Regions from separate parts of the Mus musculus genome. Here region 2 is linked to region 1. Evidence: chromatin loops called from intact Hi-C (ENCODE). Cell type or tissue: left cerebral cortex. All regions are shown on one strand. Each heading gives the region's core, and the rest is flanking DNA. Links, peaks and the distances in the headings are about the cores only.

The links. Peaks named below come from ENCODE experiments on the same cell type or tissue, not always from the same donor. Only the 100,000 strongest peaks of a DNase experiment are listed, where the experiment ranks them.
Region 2: it touches region 1 in a loop (2.7-fold over the local background); 1 of 42 quality-filtered maps calls a loop at or near these places.

What each region holds. Positions count from the first base shown.
Region 1 is chr11:44,322,288-44,328,485 of GRCm38, reverse strand. No RefSeq gene overlaps it. Among named protein-coding and RNA genes, the nearest start is that of Il12b, 75 kb to the left of the region's middle. In left cerebral cortex, for the core only: no CTCF peak of the experiment used is centred there; DNase peaks (open chromatin) are centred at 2,778 and 4,950.
Region 2 is chr11:44,144,309-44,150,506 of GRCm38, reverse strand. No RefSeq gene overlaps it. Among named protein-coding and RNA genes, the nearest start is that of Gm12153, 190 kb to the right of the region's middle. In left cerebral cortex, for the core only: no CTCF peak of the experiment used is centred there; DNase peaks (open chromatin) are centred at 3,364 and 3,872.

The sequences.
Region 1 (6,198 bases), core at 1,220-5,219:
CGAGAGTGAGGTTCTTCAAAGCTCCACACGAGGAACCTCTGTCCATCCTTCTGAAGTGAAGGTGGGCACATACATTCAAGAGGCATGATCATATTGATTATATGTTCTAGCACTGAGTCTGCCTGCAGAAAGCAAGGCTCACGCACCATCTCTTGTGGAGATGCACAGGCATTGTCTTGACTCTCGTAGGAATACCAGGACTTCTAGGACTCAGTTTCCCAGTGTGGCTATTCCTCACCATGGGATATATGTCATATGTGGTCCTGTGCTTGAACTAAATCTGTATTAGTAGTTCACTTATGTCTCATAGCTATCCCTTGCTTCAAAGACCACATCGTGGTTGATTGAATGCAGTTTTTTTAATCAGAGAATGCTTTTGCTTTGGAAACTGAGATTCCACTAAACAAGACTGACTTTTTGTATTCCTGTAAGATACTTGGTGACTTTAAGCAGTACTAAATGGGTTGGGGAATGTAGCCCAATTGGTAGAGCACTTGCCTAGAACTTATGAAGCCTTGGGTTCCATCCCCAGTGCTTCATAAAATCAGCGTGGTGGCACCTGCCTGTGATCTCAGCATGTTGGAGGCAGAAGAAGTTCAAAACCATCCTTGGCCAAGTAGAGAGTTGCAGATCTTCACAAGACAGTGTGTGGACATACTATCTTTAACATACAGGATTCAATCTGGTCTTGGAAACTGAGCTGGGTTGAGACTGGTTACCAATGGAATGGGAGAAACCAGATCAGCTTGAGATACAGAAGACCCTGTCTCAAAAAAAAAACAACAACAACAAAAAAAAACAAAAAAACAAAAAAACAAAACAAACAAACAAACAAAAAAAAACCAAAGCAAAACAGAACAAAACCAAAACCAAACAAAGCCCCAAAGCAACCATCAGCCCCACCAAAGCCCCCATTTTGGAAAGTTTAAGGATTTTTGCTTACCCATTATCCTTCCATCATATAGAGGGTTTTATTGAAAACCTTATAGCTAGGGGACAATGTTTAAGGCACATGTTTAGATGGGCCAGACATGGTTGCTATTCTCTACTGTCAGACACTCCTGAATCAACAGGTAGTTGAAATATGAGGCTATGAGAGGAAATGGCTGGAGATGGAGCTATTTTTTCTGCTGCAATGATAAAACGCTGTGTCTGAGGCAGCTTATAGAAGAATTTACACATTTTGGCCTACAGTTAGAGAGAAAAGAGTCTGTTATAGTGGGGAGGCAAGGCAGAAGACAGGCATGGACAGCAGAAGCTGGAAGCTGAGAGTTCATGTCTTCAAACATAAGCGCATAGCTGAGAGCAAACTGAAGTCCTGTGAGGCTTTAAATCTCAAAACTCATCTGCAGTGACATACTTCCTTCAGCAGGGATGTACACCATCTAGACCTTCCCCAATCGTGCCACCATCTGGGAACAAAATTCTCAACTATGTGAGTCTATGGAAGACATTCTCGTGGATGCTAAAAGACAAAGGTCAAGGATGGCTTCCTGGAGAAAATAGCTGCCTGGATGAAGAGTTTGGGGGGAATATTAAACCCTTAGGGAAGAGTTGAGGCAAACCTGGTTCTCAGAAGAAGGAAGTTTGTATACTAGAGCTCACATCCATGGGATGGAGCTGAGGTGTGCGTTATTAGTGTGCTCAATCTGTCACAAGAACCTACGTGTTTACTCATGACTCTGAAAGCTAGAAGTTCAAGATAATGATTCAGGTAGTTTCTTTTGAGATCTTTCTTTTTGCTTATAGGTGTCTGTCTTCTCTTCTGCATGCAATTATGCCCAAATCTCTCTCTCTCTCTCTCTCTCTCTCTCTCTCTCTCTCTCTCTCTCTCTCTCTCTCTCTCTCTCTCTCACGAGTACCAGTTTTCTTGGATGATAACTCATCTAAATGGCCTGGCTTTGACCTAGTTGTCTCTTTAAATTGTCTGTTTCTAAATACAGCTATGTTCTGAGGTGCCGAAGTTGGGGCATGTGAGAGTTGGAGAGATGCAACTCAGCCTGTAGTGGCTAAGTCAGTGGTAAGGGTAGCCCTCATTGAGTCACTAAAGAGTCCCAGGAGAACAGCAGGGTTCCTGGTCCCTTCCACAGAGCTCCTAGGACAGGAAGTAAAAGCTAGGGGTGGCCCGAGAGATGGATTTAGAGGTTGTTGGGTTGAGGCAGATATCAGAAGGTTAAAGCACAAGGTGTTCTGATGATCACCTGCTGGGGCAGGGCAGAAGAGGACCCACGTGAGACTGTGGGTGCTCCATGGAAAAAGTTCCTGATCTGATGTACGAAGGTAAGTCCATGGTGGGCCTCTATAATGGTTTGATGGGTCTGTGGGACAATATAGCCAGGTCATCCCTGTTGGAAGCAATCTGAGTTAGGGACACGAATGGGAACTTACCTGTTCTGGACGATCTGGGGAGCCTTGGGTTGAGTGAGAAAGGAGACTAGCCACGAGGCTGCATCTTTGCTAGGGAACTTACAGTGCTTCATACTGACACACACTGGGATGTGTGTGTACCAAATGACTAACACCTCCGCTCTCATGGAAGGAAGCTCAGTTGATTATTTAGTCGATGGTCTCCTGTCTGAGGAGCCTCTGGGGTCTGGAAATGGTAACGAACTTTGGGTATCTTGGGTGTTTATTCCCTTCCCAAGATCTGAGGGCGTTTAATCAGTCCTTGGTGCCTGATGAGTCACTGAATGTCCTTCTAGCTGAGTCACCTGAGGCCCCCTTCAGGGAAGGACAGCAGAGCTCTTGGAGGCAGAACCACCACATGCTTGTTTATCTGAGGAGGAGAGAAGAGGGGTGTGATTGTCCCAGCCAGCGAGAGCCCCGCAGTGTTCTGTCGCCGTGTCCTGACACAGGCGTGTATCGCGACATCAATGGACAGAGAGCAGTAACTGGGCTTGAGAGTGTATGATTTGTACTGTTGGTTGTGGTTACAGATTTGTCTTTGAAAACGTCTTTGTTGTGTTGCTTCCGTAAAGACAGCAAGCTGACATTTATAGAATCCTCACTGGCTCCCAGACAATGCACAAAGCACCTTACGTGCGTTGTCTTGATTCATCTCTTCAGGCAAGCACCTGGGTTTCTCCAGAAATATCAAAGCACAGAGAAATAAAGCTTTGCCCAAGGCTGGATGGTTTCTGAGCTGCAAGGCTGAGGCGAAGCCTGACGGGCAGATGTCAGGACTCCCACAGTCCATCACCATGCATGCAGCTGCCTCTGTGGTCACCATCTAGTATGTGGGTGCATGGAGGTGGCTTCATGGTCAAACACTCCTGGGGCTCCTAGATCCTCCAGTCACAGGTGACAAGATGAAAGGGCCTGAATGTTCATCTCTTTTCTCTGTTCTGTAGGATGGGGTTGAGATGCCTTCTAGAACAGAATTCTGGGGTGAGTTTGGTGAGGATGAGGCATATTGTAAGTCACTCAGACCATCCTTGGAATTCTGAGAATGCTTGCTGTAGACAGTCTCTCCCAAAATGAGTGTATTGGTGTTTGTCCCACCCCACATGGTCCCCTTTGTGGTGGTGACACTCCTTCAGTAAGTACTTGATTTAGAGTCCCAACTCGTGAACCTAAGAGCATCTTTGCAACTGCCTCAGCCAACAGAATGTGACAAAGGGGACATGGCATGACCTCTGAGCACAAGTGATTGAGAATCTGGGGACATGTCCTCAGGGAGCCAAGATATAGGATATGAGATGTCTGTTTGCTTCATAACCCTCATGCTCATGAGGAGATCCCACAAAGGGTGACATCCAACGAGAGCCAGCTCTTCTTGTGCTAGGCCTTCCCATCTTCCCTTCCTAGGCAGCAACTGGAGAGTACAGCTTCCTTCCCATCTTGTCTGCCAGCCTCAGACCTAGCCCTAGCCTCAGCTTCAAACCATCCCATATGATTTTGAACAGAGCAAAGATAAGCATGTCCTATCAAGATTTCAGGTCTGCGAACACATAGACCTTTAATCTGGGTTAAGCCTTTACATCTTCAGGTGATTTTTCCTTGAGAATTTTGTATAATATGTTTTGATCACATTTACCCTCTGCTACTCCTTCCAGATCTACACTCCCCTTCCCCACTTGCCCACCTTTGTCTTTTATTTTATTTTATTTTATTTTATTTTATTTTTAACATATCAAATCCAAATGGCATCACTCTTATGCTCTTGGATGTGTGGCTACTGGGGTTGACTGACCTATAAGGCTATAACCTTAAAGAAAACTGATGCTCCGCCTCCTAGCAGGTATTGATTACCCAGAGTCTCTCAGCTAGGGGTTGAGTTTCATTCCCATTTCCTATCTTCATGCTGGAATTTTATCTGGCTTGAGCTAGCATAGGTTTTGTGCATACTGTCACAACAGCTGTGTTGTGCATATGTGCGACCACCCTATTGTGTTGAGTGATTTTTAATGCAGCATTGGGACACACTAAAAAAAAAGGATTCAGGTTTACATGGTACTATGTAGGGGAATAAACAAAAGTATACTCTCCTTATATTCAAAGCCTTTTCTTCAACCTGTTGGCAGTGTAGTCCTTGGCAAGGATCTCAATCCCTCAGTTGTCTCATCTGTATGATATGGACTGACTGTGGTTATAGCTTCAGAAGGTTATGGCGACAGTAAAATAGAAGTCCATTACTAATGCGTGGCAAGGACCTAATGTCTGCCTATGTTGGGGTTTCAATTCAAACAAACAGTCTGACCCCAGACTACAATCCATTAAACCATAGCCCATGATATTCTCTCCAATTTCTGAAACCTATACCAGACAGGAACACCCGAGTATACCCCAGTGCTCATGGTAGGACATGATTTCTGGTCCTCCCTGGTCCCTGTCTATTCTGTGGTCCTTGGTGGGTGTTGCTCAGTGCTGCAGGCTGTATCCTCACTTCTCTTTTATGAGCACAAGATTACGTTGGCTTTTCTGGCAGTCACCTCATGGTGTTGACTCATCCTGAGTTGGCAGTGAAAACCCTGGAGTGTTCTTTACCACATGTGCTAGCATCCAGCTGCATTCCTTCTCAGCTAGGATTGGCACAGGGGGAGACTTTGGAAGCCAGTCTGCAAAGCTGCCTGTCTTGTTCCCTTTGGATCACTGTTATACCTGCCTGGTAAAGAGTCAAGCTGATCAGCTGGGTCCTCAGAGACATCCTGGATCCTTGTAATAAGTCTTCCCCCCACCCCCCTTAGGTCAGCCTGACTGGTATTGATCGCAATAAAAGAGTACAGAAAGACTAACCTCTGGTCTGCTTGTCCAGGAGGAAAGATGGGGTAAGGATGTCAGGGGACAAGACTGAGAAAGCCATTGTGATAGTTTTTATATGCTTGGTCCAGGGAGTGGCACTATTTGGAGGCGTGGCCTTATTGGAGTAGGTGTGTCATTCTGGGTGTGGGCTTTAATACCCTTGTCCTTGCTGCCTGGAAGCTTGTCTTCTGCTAGCAGCCTTCAGATGAAGATGTAGAAATCTCAGTTCTTCCTGTACCATGCCTGCCTGGGTGCTGCCATGTTCCCACCTTAGTGGTAATGGACTAAACCTCTGAACCTGTAAGCCAGCCCCAATGAAATGTTGTCATTTATATGTCTTGCTTTGGTCATGGTGTTTGTTCACAGCAGTAAAACCCTAAGACAACCATCATGGGGGACTTATGCCATGTGTCCACACTTTCTTAGCTTGTGGCAGTGTCGTCATTGGTCATGAACTTTCTGCTGAGTTTGTATATGGCCTTGTGATGATCAGTTTTGATTGCCAACCTGATGCAACTTAGAATCATCTGGGAAGAGAGTCTCAATGAGGCATTGTCTAGATCAGATTGACCTGTGGCAGTGTCTGTGTGTGTGTGTGTGTGTGTGTGTGTCTGTGTGTGTGTGTGTGTCTGTGTGTGTGTGTTGATGCTTTAATCAATGTGGGAAGATCCAGGCGAAAAGTGGGTGGTACCACTTTTTTTCCTTAGTTTTTGGCCCTGACTACATAGGAGTAGAGGAAGTGCATTACATCACAGGCATTTCTATCTCTTTACTCCAGGGTGCTTCAGGTCCTTACTTTAACTTTCTTGCAACAATGAACTAGAACCTGGAATTATGAGTGAAAGAAACCCTGCCTCCCACAAGTTGCTTGTGGTCAGGATACTTTAATCACAGCCACAGAAATTAAACTAGAATATGCTTGGACTCGATTGGTAGTCATCTGACTAGGATAGAGGA
Region 2 (6,198 bases), core at 1,388-5,387, 180 kb after region 1:
TAGCAGTGCCCTAAGGTGAAGAGCTGGCTTTTATCTCAGGAACACAGCTTGACCATAACCAATGGAATTACATGGAAACTATGTTGTGCTTTGTGGGACATTTTGAATGATGGTCCCCTTAAAGTTACAGTGATACCTGCCTGATTTTGTCACTCAGCCCTGGTTTCCAGTCTACACAGTGCCACTAACTGCCATATGGTTTTCTCTTCTGCTTCCTTCACTGCTGCCCCCACTACACCTTTCTTTTCTCCTCTTCCCCCTACTTCAGTCCCTTTTTACTATCCTCTCTTGATTGAAGGTTTGTTTTTGTTTGTTTGATCTCTTCCTTATTTCTCTATTTGATCCTGTTGGTTTTGTTGATATTCCTAACTTGAAGTGATTGGTAGTATCTTGTCATTACCCTCTTAGGTTTCACATAATGCTCACATGTGGTCAGAGCTGCTGTTGTTGTTGTTGCTGTTGCTGTTGATGATGATGATGATGATGATGATGATGATAATGAAGCTGATAACATACAGGTAACCTTACATCATAGGCTGCAATTTTATATAGTCTGCATATATAATTCTCTCATTCTAGCCTAAGAAATCCTCTGTAAAACAGGAATTACTTTCTCATTTACTCTCATTTTTACAAATGAGAAAGCTTGGGCACTGAGCATTTAAGTAACTGGATCAAGGTCATTCACTCAGCTAATAGATGAGCCATGGGAAAACCCAGGTAGCCATGAACTGCTGAAAATAACCTCTCACTTTATTCCCTTAATTTTTATCCTGTGAAATGATATGCTGGGTGGTTTTGATTGTTATCTTAATAACACCTATAGTCACCTGGGAGGAGGTAATCTCAATTCAGGATGATCTACACTACGTTACCCTGTGGGCGTGTCTGTGAGGCATTGTCTTGATTGTTAATTGATCTAGCCCTCTGTGGGTGGCACCTTTCCTTAGACAGAAAGTCCAGTGGGAAAACAGTTGAGTAGAAGCAAGCAGCAAGGGTGAGTTTATTTATCTCTGCTCTTGACTTTGCTTTGTGAATATCTGCTTGAGTTCCTGCCTTGACTTCCCCTTAATGATAGCCTATGACTTGAAGTTGTGACCCAAATAGTCCCTTCCTCCCCCAAATCACTTTTGATCAGGATGCTTTATCAAAGCAACAGAAATCAGACCAGAATGAAGAGTTAGGAAAGATGCAATTGTTAGTTCTGTGAGATTGAACAAACCTAGACCAGAACTGTCCAAAAACACTCTAAAATGACACTAAATCATGCATTAGTCCATAGCTCCCAAATTCCTACAAGCTTATCCTCCCCAAAATGTTTGTGTGTCTTGCTACAGTAATCTTTCAAAATTCTTCCACTGACAAGATTTTGGAAGAAAAGTGTGTGTGTATCTCAGAACACACTAGTTACAAAGTCAAAATGCACTATAGGAGGACAAATCAGAAATAATAAAACACATACCCAACAAAAGGGGTATTGGAGACCAGGAGCTAAAACATGGCTCCAGGTACCACCTCTTCTGAGAGTCCATAGTTTACTATATCAAAAAACAGTAGCAGCTCCAACTCATGACCCAGAGGCAGCGATAATAAAATATCACTCATTTCTAGTGTAAGTGGATGGATTATGAAAGTAGAGGTGATGGCAGTGGATTACAGAACATTTGAATATTAATTTGAAAAAGGAAAGAAAGAGTTCCCTGGCTCTGAGAAGGATAATTCTACTTTAGGAGTAAAAGCTCCCCCATCTCTCTTTTTCTCCCACTCATCCCCCACCCCTGTGTGTGTGTGTGTGTGTGTGTGTGTGTGTGTGTGTGTGTGTGTGTGTTTAAAGCAGATGGCTCAAAACAATCTTTTCTTATCTTTATTATCTAGAGCCAGTAGACAGTGTATCAGGTGAGATACTTTGGGATGCAGGTAACTAACTAACACTCACTACAACCCATAGATACGATTACCTTTTAAAAGTAAATTAATTAATTAATTTAGTTAGTTCCAAAATGTCCCCCCCCCAGGTTCCTTCTGGAAGAGTTCTTCTCCCACCTCCTTTGCCCCTGAGAGACTGCCCATCTGGTATCCCCCTCCCTTGGGCATCAAGTCTCTATAGGATTAGGTGCATCCTCTTCCTCTGAGGCCAGACAAGGCAGTCCTCTGCTAATATGTGCTGGGGCTTCAGACCAGCCCATGTATGTTCTTTGGCTGGTGGCTTAGTCTCTGGGAGGTCTCAGGAGTCCATTGTAGTTGACACTGTTGGTCTTCCTATAGGGTTGCAATCCCCTTCCCCTAATTCTTCCATAGGGATCCCTGACCTCAGACCAATGATTGGCTTTAAGAATCTGTCTCAGTCAGCTGTTGGTAGAGACTCTCAGAAGACAGCTATGCTAGGCTCCTCTCTGTAAGTACAACATAGCATCAGTAATAGTGCTAGGGTTTGTCATCCACCCATGGGATGGATCCTAAGTTGGGCCGGTCACTGGCCAGTCTTTCCTTCGGTCTCTGCTACATTTTTGTCCCTGCATTTCTTTTAGACAAAAACAATTTTGGGTGGACAGAAACCCCTTTGAACCTCAAGAACTAATGTAGTAGAAGTAGGTGGGGTCTTCGGGTTGAGGTTAAGTCATGATGGATACACCCTCATAAATCAAATAGGTAATTTATAAAAGGGATCAGGAGACTAGTTAGGCTTTTGTCCATATGAGGAGCCAGCAAGATGATACCAGCAAGAGTGAGCCTTTTCTAAAAAGTGAATTCTAAACTTTTCAGACTTCAGAAGCAAGAAAAATAAATTCCTGTTGTTTACAGATTACTCACTCTCAAGTATTTTACCACAGCACAAATAAGCTAAGAATAACTATACATAGTCACCAAAACCTAGGCCTTGCCATGCTGTTCTTAGCACTTACATTTTCCTTCCTCATCCTGGAGGTCTCATGAACACAAAGTAGCTGGTTCAACTCTAGATCATCACATTTTCTTTTAGCCACTTACAAAAACATGGAAACAAATGCAGACATATTTAAGAAACTATCTTGTATCTCTCTCCCCCTCCCTCTCCCCCTCCCTCCTTCCCTCCCTCCTTACCTCCCTCCCTCCCTCCGTCCCTCCCTCCTTCCTTCCTTCTTCTTCTTCCTCTTTTTCTTCTTCCTCATCCCTCTTTTTCTTCTTTTGTGTTTTAAGATATAATCCCTCTATGTAGGCCAGGTTGGCTTTAAGTTCATCCTCTTAAATTCTGGGGCTGTGGGTGTGTGGGGGAGCATATTAGGCTTTCCATTTTCCTTTTCTTAGACCAGAACTCAATCACATGGATACGTATGATTCCAGGGAGGGCTATAAAAGTACCTGGCAGAAAGATGCTAAGTTTCTTGTGATGGATAGCAGAGAGAAACTTCATCATCTCTTAGGTTGTATACAGAGGAGCCCAAACAAAATCAGGGTTCTCTCGGTGGCATATTGTAAGCATGGTAATTTATTTAAAATACTTCACTGTAAGTGGTGTACATGTATGTATGAAAGTTAACAGTAATCAACACTCCGAGAGTGAGTGCTTAATTAGGATTTCAAGAGGTCTTAGCTGAATCAATACTTTGAGTTAGTTAATTAGCATACGGAATGCTAGAAACTCCTTTTTTTTTAATTGGAGAAATTAGTTGTATTTTAGATCATCCAGGAATAGGGTAGCAGACACCACCCCTTGTGTATAAGATAGAGAAAAAATAAGCATGTTTGGCTGTCAATAACAAAGCCAGAAGTGCTCTAACCCACTTTTTAATCATTTTGTGGAGCTGCCCAGTGATGAAGCCTTTCTTATTATAAAGGAGTCCATTTTTGAGTGAGCTAATTCTGCAACAGCTTGTCGGGGGAAAGCAAGGTACAAGGAGGAGCTGTGTAGGTTTTATCAAGATAGAAGTCACTGCATATTTATAAGGATAGAGAGAGAATCCTCTGAAGGGTGCGAAGAACGGTTCCTGTTATGTCCTTGGATCTGCCTGGACATTCTTCTGTTTTGCTATCTTGGCTTCTTTATCTATCATTGTCTATTACCACCTAAGACATTTCCACAGAAGGTCACAGTCTCTATGCTTGGGAGTCTAGATGCAGTTTAACTAGGTTGGATGTATGTGGGGATTAGTTTCTTTTGAATTTTCCCAAATTGTTTTCCTTCTGCTCTACTGGACTGATGCCCTCCTTTCTTGCTATTGGCAGGTAGAAGCATTCTCAGTAAAGACTAGGGTTACAGCCTTACACAGGTCTACAAAAGCTACATTAACATACAGCATTGGTTTAAGACAAGTGACAGATCCTGGCTACTTTCAAGGGGAAGTTTACACGGGGTATGAATAACAGGGGTTGGAGACCATCTTAGTGTTGAATAACCACAAACTCCAACCTCAAGTCCACATGTATCTCTCATAGATGTGAGTAGGATTTGCCAAAACAGCTTTAGAGTAAAGTGACTATTGAGCAAATATGTCATTCTAGCATTGAATGAACAAAGCTACATGGTGTAATTCCACTATGAAGAATTTCTGTCTCTTCTCTTAATTTGCCCTGTTGATATAAAAAGACAACTCTCACCTCAAAGCAAATAAGAGACAATTTATACTGGAGTCCGGTTTGAGTAACCATAGCCCAGGAAACAAAGAGCTAGGTTACCCATGCTGTTTTTATTTGAATGAAAATGGCTCCCATAGGCTCATATATTTGGATACTTGATCCCTAGCTGGTGGAACTGTTTGGAAAGGATTAGGAGGTATGCCCTTTCTGGAGAAGGTGTGGGCTTAGAGGTCTCAAAAGCCTATACAATTTATAGTTAGCTCTCTCTGTGTGCCTGATGCTTGTGGATCGAGTGTAAGCCTTCAGCTACTGCTCCAGCACCATGTCTCTTTGCCTGTTGCCAAGCTCCCCACCATGATGGTCATGGACTCTAACCCTCTGGAACTGTGAGACCCAACAAACTCTTTCTTCATTAAGGTACGTTGGTCATGGTGTTTTATCACAGCAATGGAAAATGAAGACACCCAGGTTCCATGTTCCAGTGTGAAAGCAGTTTCATGGGGTTTTTATAGTAACAAAAAAGGAAGTTATAAACCAAAGCATTTTTAAAACATGTTGGTAGAAACTTTACGTTACAACGGACAGAGGGATCTCTACTATACGACTCAGATACTATCTGATTCCTAGCCCTTCTGTTGGTAGAGAGTAAGGCTATGTAAAGTTAATACATTTCAAGCTGTTCTTTTCTTAATCTGTTTATCAGGATGTTAAGTCAGGTACAGAGGTAAGAAAGGTTCATCTCTTAGGGGGTTGAAGTTTTCACCAAAAAACTTTTAATTAGGCTGTAACAGTATTCTAAATTCTACATAGTCATTGAAATTTATATCAGTTGATCACCCCATGTAGACAGTTTCTCTCCAAGAATTCTTGTTTACAATCCTTAACTTGCAGTGTCAACATAGACTGTACTGATATTTAAAAGATGTCAGGCATGGGCTCGGTCAAGGGGAGAGCCAAGGAGAGGAGACTTCTGAGCACATAGACCTGCATAGTACATGGGCTCAATTCTACACCTTGTGCTAGGCATTTTATAGGCATTAGGTGAGATCCTTACAAAAGATTCATGAGAAAATATTTTCATTAGCTCAGTTTCTCAAAGGAAAAAAATTAAAGTAACTTGCCTAGAATAGTACAGTCAGGACTTGAAGTGGGATTGACTTGACACCAACCCTTGAGAAAGCACAGTTGCCTGCACAGTGGAGGTAACATGCAGGCAGAGCCCTATTCACAATCAGAAGTGCTGGCTCCAAGTGCTGATCAGTCGTTCATAAGATGTGTAACTTAGTGGCTCTCAGCTGGACTCTTTGGACCTCATTGTTTTCATTTGTTATGGAGAAATTATAAACAACGCTGTTCACCACATGCAAGCAAAATGAACCTTGATTGACCCTGGCACAAAATCAAAATGAATCATAAGATATATAATGACAAAACTTAATCGAAGTGCACTGAAAAAGAACAACTTATATTTAAAAACAAAAACAGCTTAATAAATTGAACTTTGCAGGAATTGAGAATTTTTGCATTTTTAGATAAATGCTGTTAAGAAAATGAAAAGAGAAAGCCAGAATTTGGGGAAAATACTTGTAAGTTATATATCTGATAAAGAAACTGCATGTAGATGCTATGGAAGTAGCCCTAGCT